Regions from separate parts of the Homo sapiens genome. Here regions 1 and 3 are each linked to region 2. The links are chromatin loops, found by intact Hi-C in ENCODE. Cell type or tissue: Calu3. All regions are shown on one strand. Region 1 overlaps C12orf75-AS1 (C12orf75 antisense RNA 1). Region 2 overlaps LOC105369957 (a long non-coding RNA gene). Region 3 has its middle 45 kb from the start of APPL2.

The links. Peaks named below come from ENCODE experiments on the same cell type or tissue, not always from the same donor. Only the 100,000 strongest peaks of a DNase experiment are listed, where the experiment ranks them.
Region 1: it touches region 2 in a loop (2.9-fold over the local background); 14 of 110 quality-filtered maps call a loop at or near these places.
Region 3: it touches region 2 in a loop (7-fold over the local background); 64 of 110 quality-filtered maps call a loop at or near these places.

Annotation. Positions count from the first base shown.
Region 1 is chr12:105,315,833-105,319,832 of GRCh38, forward strand. The region is part of intron 1 of C12orf75-AS1 (C12orf75 antisense RNA 1); the gene reads right to left. Among named protein-coding and RNA genes, the nearest start is that of C12orf75-AS1, 9.2 kb to the right of the region's middle. In Calu3, no CTCF peak of the experiment used is centred here; a DNase peak (open chromatin) is centred at 2,389.
Region 2 is chr12:105,381,202-105,385,201 of GRCh38, forward strand. All of the region lies in intron 1 of LOC105369957 (a long non-coding RNA gene), which reads left to right. Among named protein-coding and RNA genes, the nearest start is that of C12orf75, 53 kb to the left of the region's middle. In Calu3, CTCF peaks have their summits at 2,324 (motif pointing left) and 2,523; a DNase peak (open chromatin) is centred at 2,330.
Region 3 is chr12:105,279,073-105,283,072 of GRCh38, forward strand. No RefSeq gene overlaps it. Among named protein-coding and RNA genes, the nearest start is that of APPL2, 45 kb to the left of the region's middle. In Calu3, CTCF peaks have their summits at 554 (motif pointing right) and 754; DNase peaks (open chromatin) are centred at 609, 2,119 and 2,729.

The sequences.
Region 1 (4,000 bases), 65 kb before region 2:
ATCTTCTTGGGAAGCCGAGATTGGACATAAAGTAGAATGATGTGATCAGACATGTTAAGACAGAAAGAGCACTTGGCATCAGTGTGGGGTGTGGTTGCTTCCTCTCCTGAATGCCTTCCTTGTTGTCTTCATCTGACTAGCACTACTCATATTTAAAGATTCAGCTCAAGCGTCACTTCCTTTAGGGAGCCCTCCATGATCTTCACGGCCTGGCCACCTACCCGTCCCATGGGCCTCCGTTGAAGCTGACATAAACCTGGATCACAGAGCCTGACACATCTTAGGGCACATTTGTTTCCCGGCCAGCCTGAGGGTCTGTTGAGGATTGGGCTCCTGTCTGCACTTCCCTATGGTTGGCAGCTGGCACAGAATCCAGCATTTTATAATGACTCACTAAAAATATTTATTGTTAAATAAATAAGAATAAGCATCCTCTGCTTTCATATTTTCTGAAGTTGTGAGTATGTAATTACTACCATTGATTTAATCCTTACTGTTTGTGATGTGCTTTATGATCTCATTTAATTCCCATACAAAACTTAGATGATAATGACAATAACATGACTACTACTATACTAAAACTGTCACCTGGTGCCTAACGTGCTTGACACTGAAGTGATTTGCTTATATTAACCCATTTAATTCTCATATGAACCCTTTTATGATCCTGAACAACAGAGGCTTGAACTGCTCAGGTCCACTGATATGTGGATTTTTTTTGACCCAGCCCCAGTGGAAAATACAGTATTCAAGGGATGCAAAACTCATATAAGCAGATTCTGCAGGGCAGACTGTGGGACTTGAGTGTGTGTGGATTTAGGTACATGGGGAATGGTTGGGGGTGGTTCCTGCAACCAATTCCTTGCAAATACTGAGGGATGAACACATTATTCTTTTTCTTTTTTACAAATAAAGAAACTGAGAGGCTGGGAGCAGTGGCTTTCATCTATAATCCCAGCATTTGGGAAGGTCGAGGTGGGAGGATCGCTTGAGCCCAGGAGTTTGAGACCAGCCTGGGCAATATAGTGAGACCTCCATCTATACAAAAAACACAAAAATTAGCTAGGTGTGGTGGTGCATGCCTGTAGTCCCAGCTCCTCAGGAGACTGAGGTGGGAGGATGGCTTGAGCCCAGGAGGTTGAGGCTGCAGTGAGCTGAACACACTGCAGCCTGGGCAACATAGGAAGACCCTGTGAGGGAAAGAAAAGAAAGGAAGAAAGGAAGAAAGGAAGAAAGAAAGGGAAGGAAGGAGAAAGGAAGTAGAAAGAGAGAGAGGAAAGAAGGAAGGAAAGAAGAAAGGGAGGAAGGAGAGCAAGGGAAAGAGAAAGAAGGAGAGAGAAAGGAAGGAAGGAGGGAAGGAAGAAAAAAGAAAGGAAAGAAAGAAAAAAAAGAAAGAAAGGAGTAAAGAAAAGAAAAAAGAAAAGATAGAAACAGATACACAGTGATTAAGTAACTTGCTTGTAAGTGGTGGTGAAGTTAGGATTTGGACCCAGGCACCACAGCTGGAGTCTGCGTTCTGTTTGCTGTATAGACTCTCTATCCCCTGGGCTTAAGTGAAGTTAGGATTTGGACCCAGGCACTGTAGCGCAGAGTCTGTGTTCTGTCTGCTATATAGACTATGTCCATCCCTGGGCTTAAAGAGGTTAGGAGGCTTTAGGTTATTTAGCTATAAATGGCAGGGTAGGGAGTTGACTCCATGTCTGTCTGGCTCCAAAGTCATAAGCCTCCAATTTCCTGCCCTGTTCTATCTTAAAACAGAATGCGAGTGTTCACCAGGGTCATCACTAAGGCATTTAGAAAATGAAATTTCTGCAAATTAAACACAGGGAGAAGTCTGATTCATGGTGGGGTTAGCAGCAGCCAGTTGTGGGTGAAGCTGGAGAAACTCAAGGTGGGTGGATTGAATCTGCAAGAAATGGGAATTCAGAATGCAGCCTCAATCTAGGACATTTCCAGCCTGAGACACTATCTGAAATCACACCGCAAGATCTTCAAGCTACAAAACACTGTAGTAGTTTAATTAATCTTTTTTTTTTTTAAAAAAACATCTGTTGTAGCATTTAAAATCAGAAAATGATGTCCTCATTATCTCTCTGAAGCCTGGCAGATTCTTCTCTACTAAAGGGTCCTGGATTTGAAAATCACTTCCTTTAGAAATCTCTTTTGAGTCCAGGTTCCAGGTGCAGGAGTCCAAATTCCTTTTGCTTTAGATAATGATTAAATGTCTCCTTTTCACCTTCCAGTTCCCTCCCTCTTTTCCAAGCAATTTAATCTTAACCATTCATGTATATTGTTTAGTTAGTCATGGCAACAAGGCCATTTGATAGGTCAATTAGCAGCTAAACTTAGACATGATATTGACATTCTGGCTGTGTTAGCCACATTTTTGAGATCCTAGTATAAAGGTTTGACTGATCTCCATGAATTGTCAATACACTTAGACAATGAAGGTGCTGTAATTGCAAAAGAAAAGAAATTTTCAGGACCGTTTAAATGTATTTTGCCAAGGGGGAAGTTAAACCCTGGAAACTGAGTCATGTAGCATGTTTGCAACTTACGCTTCTTAGATTATAGATTAACTCTCTTCTGCATTGTTCTTGTTCTGTAAATGATTAGAAGAGACCAGAGACCAGAATTCCTTCCCTTCCAATCACTGATCTTTGTTGTAGATTAAGCCCTTCCATTTTTGTCTTGTACGTAACTCAGACCAGATGGTACAAAAGAGTCCATGACTGTTACATCTTCAGTGTGGAATGTTAAATGTACCTTTCCTGAAAGGAAAAGACCACCTCGACTAATCAGATCATTGTAACTCTGCATTCGGCCTCTTGTAGAAAAATGTTGAAATTCTGCTAAGCTTCCCTAAACCTTGTCTATGTAAACAATCCCAAACTTCTACACTTCAGAACACTGACTTCCATTCTTTGGAATCTGTGCTTCCCAAGTGGCCATCTTCAACTTTTGCACTTGAATTCAACTCTCTTCAAACTAGTTTCTGGCCAGGCATGGTGGCTCATGCCCGCAATCCTGGCACTTTAGGAGGCTGAGGTGGGAGGATCACTTGAGGCCAGGAATTTGAGACCAACCTGGACAACATAATGAGACCTCTGTCTCTACAAAAAAGGAAAAAAAAAAACAAAACCAAAAAACCAAAAAAACATTGCCCAGGCATGGAGGTATACACCTGTAGTCTTAGCTACTTGGGAGGCTGACATGGTGGGAGGATCCCAGGAATTTGAGGCTGCAGTGAATTATGATTGTGCCACTGCACTCCAGCCTGGGTGACAGAGTGAGATCCTGTCTCTAAAAATAAAAAAATCAACAAACAAACTAGATTCTGACCCTTTTGATTATTTGAGGTTGACAAACAACAATGAAGCAAAACCAGGCCTGATCTCTGCCCTAATGAGGGATAGTCTAGAGGGAGAGAGAGAAGCACATCTCAGAATCATATACAAACATGAAAGTGCAACTGTGACAACTGCTTTGAGGATCAACAGGTTCTCTAATAGGGAAATTTAGCCTCATCAGGGAGGTTGAAACAAGGCTTTGTGAAGAAGCAACACTTGAGTAAAGCCTGAAGGCTAAGCAGAAATTAATTAGGCAATGAGGGGAGGGAAGGGTGTTCTAGGCAGAGGGAACAGCTTATGCAAAGGCTCAGTGGTGGGGAGGGCCCCGCAGTACAAGGAGCTGAAAGAAGGTGATAAAAGGAGTGTAGGAGCTGAAAGAAGTAGAAGTAGGAGAGGCAGACAGAAGTCAGACCAAGCAGGGGTTTGTAGGCCCCGTGAAAGACTTGTATTTGTATCATAAAAGCAATGGGAAGCTATTGAAGAGTCCAAGGAAAAGGAGGGGGTGGTGACTTGGTCAGTTTACATTCTGAAAGCCGCTCTTTAGTGCAAGGCATAGAAAGGGAAAGGGTGCTCGCTTGGATGCTGCTCTTCCCCGCCTCACTCTTAGTCCAGGAAGTCTGGCTGGAAGGCTGATGGAGCAAGCCTGGCCA
Region 2 (4,000 bases):
TGATTTCGGTTACTCCTCTGACATCACTTACACACATTACTCTTCTCCTCTCTGCCTTTCTTCGGCCACACTGATTTTGCTTTACCTCGAACTTGCCAACCAGGCTCTCATCTCACACCTTCTCACTTGCCGATCCCTCATGTCTGCAATCTTGTCCTCCAGATATTTGCACGCCATCTCCCTATTTAGCACTTTACTCATATCTCCCCAGTAAGCCCTTCTCTGCCCACCCCATCTAAAATTCACGCCCCTTTCACCCAACACTTCCAGTTGTTATTGCTAGATTTATTTTTCTCATTAGCATTTACAATGAACATGCTGCATACTTTACTGATTTCCCTTGTTTACTGACAGCCTCCTGCACAAGAATGGAAACTCCAGGAAGCAGGAATTCCTTATCTCACTTGCTCATTGCTGTATCTCAGCACCCAGCCCAGAGCCTACCACCTAGTAAATGCCTAATAAGTATTTTTTTGAGTGACAAGATACTAAATATGATAATTCGCAGCCTTGGCATGAATGTGGCCAAATGGTCACTCTCATCTTTGCTTGGAAGTTTCAATTACTAAAACCTTTCTAGAGAGCAGTTTGGCAATTTGAATCAAGAACATTTAAGGCCAGGTGCGTTGGCTCATTCATGTAATCCCAGCACTTTGAGAGGCCGAGGCGGGCAGATCACTTGAGCTCAGGAATTTGAGACCAGCCTGGGCAACATGGGAAAACCTGGTCTCTACAAAAAATACAAAAAGTAGCCTGGTGTGGTGGCTCTTATCTGTAGTTCCAGCTACTCAGGAGGCTAAGGTGGGAGGATTGCTTGAGCCTGGGAGGTCGAGGCTGCAGTGAGCCATGCTCGCGTCACTGCACTCCAGCCTGGGCGACCCTGTCTCAAAAAAAGTGTGTGTGTGTGTGTGTGTGTGTGTGTGTGTGTGTATAATGAGATGTAGAGACTTACAAAAGGAATGTTCATCAAAGTTGCTTATAGTAAAGGGGAGTTGGAAACCATATAGTGTCCAACAATAAAGGGCTGCTTAAAAATTATGAATCAGCTATACAAAGGAATATTGTAGAGTCATCAAAATTATACTTTTATGCGTAATTTAATGGGAAAATGTGCATTGTCTATTTCACAAAACAAAGATATTAAATTTTGTATAGAATTATCCCAGATATATATGAATGTGTGTATATATGTATACATGTGTACATATATATGTATACACATGTACATATATATACACATGTACATATATATGTATACACATGTACATATATACACACATGTACATATATGTATATATACACACGTACATATATGTATATTTGTATACACATGTACATATATACACACAAATATAGTATATCTATAAGAGAGACAGGAAATACTGGCTTTCTGTTTGTGATGAAATGCAAATTCCTTATGTATTTTTCCAAAATGTTTAAAATGAGGCTTTTGTAATCAGAAGTATATAAGCCCCCTTCCCCCAAAGAAAATGATTATTCTACTGCCCGTCTTGACTGTATTCTTACTTGGGGGCAGGGTGGGTGGCGTGAACAGGGAGAGCTAATCTCTCCTTCTTTCTGACTCATTCCACAGTCAATCCTTTTTCTTATTATTTTCCAAAGGCATGAGGACCTTCCATGTTCCGAAACCATTGTCCAGAGTATTTCTTCTGGACTATTTTCCACTTCCTTCCATCTGACCGGCCAGCTGTTCTGCATTTGTAAAAGCTGGTTTCTGATGTCATCTCTAGGCAGGACCGCTCCCTCCCTCTCCTGCACTCCTATACTTCGTGGCATATCCGCCCCAAGATAACACTTGTCACTCTGTTTTCCAAATTCAGTTTCATTCATTTGCTTCACATGTGCACTGAGCCCACTGACTTCTTTCCCTGTCTGTTGCCAGCACTGGAGACCAAGCCTGCACGCTTTGGCCCAGACCATCTCATTCACCTTTTAACACAGAATCAGGGTGAGTGGAGAGTGGGGGAGTGGTGTGGTGGGTCTTTGCCTCTCGCTGTTCAGTGAACTTCATGCCTGTCCTCCTGATCCCCAGCGCTAACACAGGGTCAGGCTCGCGGGAGTGAACAACCACCATTTATCTCCGGCTTGTTGGGGGAAGCCCTTTCATTTACTTGACAGTTTACCTGTCAATTTTACGTGCGTGGTCATTTTTAATCCTCTGCACTTTCAGGTAATAGGAAAATAATTTGAATCAAGTTCTTCCTTCACCATTGGCGTAAAATCGGTGATTAAACTTTTAATATTTAACGTCTTAAAAAAAATTCCCCGGGCTAGCGTCATGCCTAAGTAATGCATGCATCTACTTCCCCCTGGTGGACTCATCTTCTAATAGCAGCTTTGTTTTCCCCCCTTTATTATTGGCAGGAGTAATCCATCTCTCACTTTCCTTAACACAGATATTCATGGATTGCAGGATTCAGCAGTGTCTTCATAATAGCAGGAAGTTTATGTTCTGGCTTTGCCACTTACTAGCTGTGTAACTTGGGCAATTTACTTAACTTCTCTGCGTCTCGGTTTCTTAACCTGTAAAATGGAGACAGTATCAATAATAAAATATTAAAAACGAATACATATCAAGTGCTTACTACATGGCATGTATGAACTCATTAAATTTCTACAAAAATCCTATTACATAAGATTTAAAATGTCCTGGCCGGGCACGGTGGCTCACGCCTGTAATCCCAGCACTTTGGGAGGCCGAGGCAGGCGGATCACGAGGTCAGGAGATCGAGACCATCCTGGCTAACATGGTGAAACCCCATCTCTACTAAAAAATACAAAAAATTAGCCGGACGTGGTGGCGGACGCCTGTAGTCCCAGCTAATCGGGAGGCTGAGGCAGGAGAATGGCATGAACCCGGGAGGCAGAGCTTGCAGTGAGCCGAGATCGCGCCACTGCACTCCAGCCTGGGCGACAAAGCAAGACTCTGTCTCAAAAAAAAAAAAAAAAAAATTTAAAATGTCCTATAAAATGGGAACAAATAGCCTGAGCAACATGGTGAAACCCCATCTCCAAAAAATACAAAAACATTAGCCAGGCATGGTGGCGCACGCCTGTAGTCCCAGCTACTTGGGAGGCTGAGATGGGAGTCCAGGGAGGTCAAGGCTGCAGCGAGCTGTGATCGTGCCACTGCACTCCAGCCTGCTGGACAGAGTGAGACCCTGTCTCAGGAAATAAATAAATAAATAAATAAATAAATAAATAAATAAATAAATTAAAATAAAATGGAAACAAATATTCTTTCCATTTTACAAATAAGAGAATCAAGAACTAGAGAAAAATAGTTCCTACTTCTTAGAGAAGTGTGAGAATCACATGAATTAATGCAGGGAGGATGGTTAGAGAGGGCCTGGCACATAGCGAGTGTCCCCTAACCTCATCGTCATTGTTAGTGTTACAGGATTGGTTCTGTGATGAAGACATTGCCATGGGCCATGTGGATCCTTGTTTACACTTGAGCTACTCTCATTTTCAACAGGCATCAATCACTTGCATGACAAAATATACACTATATCAAACAATGAGCTATGCTTATGTATTCATAGTTTTCTAGACACTTCTTAAGTCAGGGCATAAGTCTTCATTTCTCCAGAGGCTAATGGAAGGTCAGCCCATAGCCCATTTCACTCTTGAGTGTACTGGGGAGATCCTGGGAGAGGGGAAGGAAGAGTAAATGGGCAGATTGAGTATTTATATTAGGATGCAGCTGTCTAGAGGTAACCAGGGTCCCCATATATCTTCCCCACATTTTCCCAGGTCTGAGCATGAGCAGTGGGGATGAGGAACTGGGCTGGCACCCACAGCTATCCATGTAGCTTATTAAGCTGCTCATTTCCTCATGCATCTACGCCCTGAGCCCCTAAGTGTCTTGCACTGTTTGAAGTGCTGGCCTCTTGCTCAGCACTTCCATACAAAGTCCATCATGCTGCTGGATGCCAACAGAAATGAAAGAATCAGGGACACAGATGAAGACGAGAGC
Region 3 (4,000 bases), 100 kb before region 2:
ATGCTTACCCTGTGTCAGACACTGTTCCCGGCTCTTTTTGAAGATTAATCCGTTTAATCATCACAACCTATTTAGCCCACATCCTATGGGCTAAAGTCAGTCATGTACTGCATAACAATGTTTTCGTCAACAACTAACTGCATGTATGACAGTGGTCTCATAATATTAGGATATCATATTTTTACTATACCTTTTCTATGTTTAGATACACAAATATTAGGTTGGTGAGAAAGTAATTGCAGTTTTTGCCATCACTGCAATTACTTTCGCACCAACCTAATACTTAGCATTGTGTTACAATTGCCTACAGTATTCAGTACAGTCACATGCCATACAGGTTTGTAGTCTAGGAGTAACAGGCTCTACCTTACAGCCTAGGTGTGTAGGAGACCGTACCATGTAGGTTTGCGTAAGTTAACTCTATTATGTTCACACAATGATAAAACTACCCAGTGATGCATTTATTAGAATAAATATCCATCATTAAGTGATGCATGACTGTACCCTTATACTCTCATTTTACAAATAAGGAAACTGGGGCACAGTTGTTAAATAACTTGCCTGATGTTAAACAGCCACTAGGGGGCAGAGCCAGAATTTGAACCCAGGCTGTCTAGCGCCAGAGTTCATGCTGGTAATCAACACACTGTGCTGCCTTACCCACTGTACTGTGCTGACAGCCTTCTCTCTTCTTCACCGCTGCTTCTGGTGATTAAATGGCTATATAAACCTGCATGGTCAGGGCTTGCAGGAAGTCTCACTTCACTAACAAAGCTAAGTTCATCAACTCCTATCCCTTCTACACCAACTTCTCTGCATGCTTACCTGGTCTCTTCCTTACTCTTCACCCTTGGAGTATGTAGTATATAGTAGGGCGAGATGCACAGAAAAATCAAATAACTCAAGTACAATAGCCCTTATCTGTAATTAAGTTATTAGATTTTTCTGTGCATCTCCGCCATACTACAAGCCAACCACCACTAAAAATCCATGGGTTGGAAATAGGTAGAGCGATCCAAGGGTGTGCTCTACCTAAGATTTCCAACCCATGGGCTCAGCTCCTAAGTCAGTGCTCACCAAGCCTGATAGCACATAAAATGCGCCCATTTGCACAGCAAGTAGAGAACAGAATTTCTGCCGTTCCCCCAAATGAGCATTTATTAAGCCTGAGTGACTCCCTGGGCACCACTGGAACTATCCAACTCTAGCCTTCCAATCACCCACCCTGTGTGTCTGGCCTGACTGGCAGAGGTAAGTCATGACTTGTGTGGCTGAACTCGCACTAGCCTTTTCTCTCGGGGGTTGAACTATGTTCTTGTCTATGTCCAGTGGCTAGAATTTTCCTTCATCCCTGGGGAAGTTTCTCCTGGAACCAAAGTAATGCCACCCACCTTGTAATGCATCTTGTTGCTGCCTAAGGACTACTGTGGCCACATCCCACCTCTGGGGACTGACCATTCTGATCAGTGGGTCAACCTTTTGTGTGTCACAGAAGCACTTAAGAATCTGATGAAGGTTAAGAAGAACTCTTTACTGATATATGTATCATTTAAGCAAATATCCTGGAATTTTGCAAACAAATTTAAGGACTTACAGATTTCCCTGAACTTTTTTTGCAAAACTACTCATTTTTGTAACCAGTATAGAATCTTGTATGGGGCACTTAGTAAATGTTTGTTGAATTGAACTGCATGAACTAAATCTCAATTCAGCAATCCTAAATGCAGAAACAATTACACACACACACACACACACACACACACACACACTAGTTATTTGTTTTGCTCCAGAAAAGGACTTAAAGTGGTTAATATTTAGACATTTGCTTCTTTAAAACATCTTCATAAGTATCGAGACTCAGTAGAGACAAATTCCTTTTCCACTTAATTTAACAAAGACTCAGAATTTTTTTTTAAAGAAATAGTATCAGAATACAAAATGAAAAAAGCAAATCGCCCAAAACCAGTTAAAGGACATAAAACTGAATTCTTGTAGTTTGCATATTTCTTATCAGAGTGGTTCTTAGTCCCCTCCCTCCTCCCAAATTCAACAAAGCCATTGTTAACAGTGACTCAGACTACATTGATTCCAATGAGGGTTGGCTGTGGGCCACACTTTTACTTGGGGATCACGGCAAACTTTCTGGGGAGAGGCCATAGTTTAGAGGAAGGCCTCCAGGGGATTCTGATATCTCTGCCTTTTGGTATCCCCACTCTCATTAGTGTCCTAGGATAACAAGTGCTACTCAATCATTAACTCAGTTTGGCTTATTGGGCACAGAACCTTCTGTTCCTCTGTTGATCTGGTTAGGAGAGCAGGCTTTAAACCGTCTGAATTTGAATTTTGGGTCTATCACTTGACCTCTCTGTGCCTTAGCTCCACTGATATCACCTGCCAAAAGCCCTCTTTGGTGCTAACAGAACACAGATCTGTTCTGATATTAGTGTGATGTCCCTTGACCTCGGGTATTCCTATACCCTATCCCAGCCCCAGGATATGAATCATGATTGGTCAAAAATACTCATAGAAATCTTATTCCTTTTGGTCAGCGATTAGTCTAAAGGTGGGCTTGCAACCCAGGTATGACCAGAGAGATGGAAAGGCGAGTCAGCTGAGGTAAGTCGGGAACATAATCCATACCAAATATAAGGCAGATCCTTAGGAGGAGAAAATCCTTCCTTGTTCTTCCTGCCTAGATGCAGACATGATCCTGGAGGGGCAGCAACCACCTTGTGGCTTGGAAAGGAAAGTCAACATGCTAAGAAGGCAGGAAGGGAAAACAGAAGGAGCCTGGTAGTTGTTTGTTGTTGCTGTTTGTTTTAGAGTCCAGTAGTTTAATTGTATAGTGCAGTTTCTGCATCAGCTCTGGACTTTGGACTCCTTATTCAGTGAGAAAAATAAGCAATTCATTTGTCAAGCCCCAGTAAATTTTGTTATGTACAACTGAATGCATTCTTATCTGATATACTCAGTTTATAATTTATAAAGTGAGGATAAAAACAGTACCAATCAGAAAGGAAGTAAAATTACCCTTGTTCACAGAGGACATAATCTTATATCTAGAAAACCGTAAAGATTTCATTTAAGAAATCCAAAGTGTTGAACTAATGAATGAATTCAGCATAGTTGCAAGATACAAAGTCAATGCACAAAAAAAATTCTGTTTCTTTATACCAACGGTGAAATTAAGAAAACAATTTCCTTTTTAATAGCATAAAAAAGAATACAATACTTAAGAATAAACTTAACTAATGAGGAGAAAGGCTTGTACATAAGTATCAAACATTGCTGAAAAAAGCTAAAGAAGGCTTGGCTAAATAGAAAGTCATCCATGTTCATGGGTGATTATTGTTAAGATGGCAGTACCATCTAAAGCAATCTATAGATTCAATGCAGCTTCTATAAAATTTCAATGATACTTTTGGCAGAAATAGAAAAGCCCATCCTAAAATTCATATGGAATGTCAACGGACGCCAAATACACAAAACAATCTTGAAAAAGAACAAATATGGAGGGCTCCCACTTCCTGATTTTAAAACTTACTACAAGGCAACAATAATCAATAGTAGATTACTGACATAAAGACAGTGAAATAGAATAGGAAGTCCAGAAATAATTTCTTGCTTGTATGGCCAAATAATTTTTTTTTTTTTTTTGAGACGTAGTCTCACTCTGTGGCCCAGGCTGGAGTCCAGTGGCGCGATCTCGGCTCACTGCAAGCTCCGCCTCCCGGGTTAATGCCATTCTCCTGCCTCAGCCTCCTGAGTAGCTGGGACTACCGGCACCTACCACCATGCCCAGCTAATTTTTTTGTATTTTTAGTAGAGACGGGGTTTCACCGTGTTAGCCAGGATGGTTTCGATCTCCTGACCTCGTGATCCGCCCGCCTCGGCCTCCCAAAGTGCTGGGATTACAGGCGTGAGCCACCATGACCGGCCATGGCCAAATAATTTTTGACAAGGGTGCTAAGATAATTCAATGGGGGAAAGAGCAGATTTC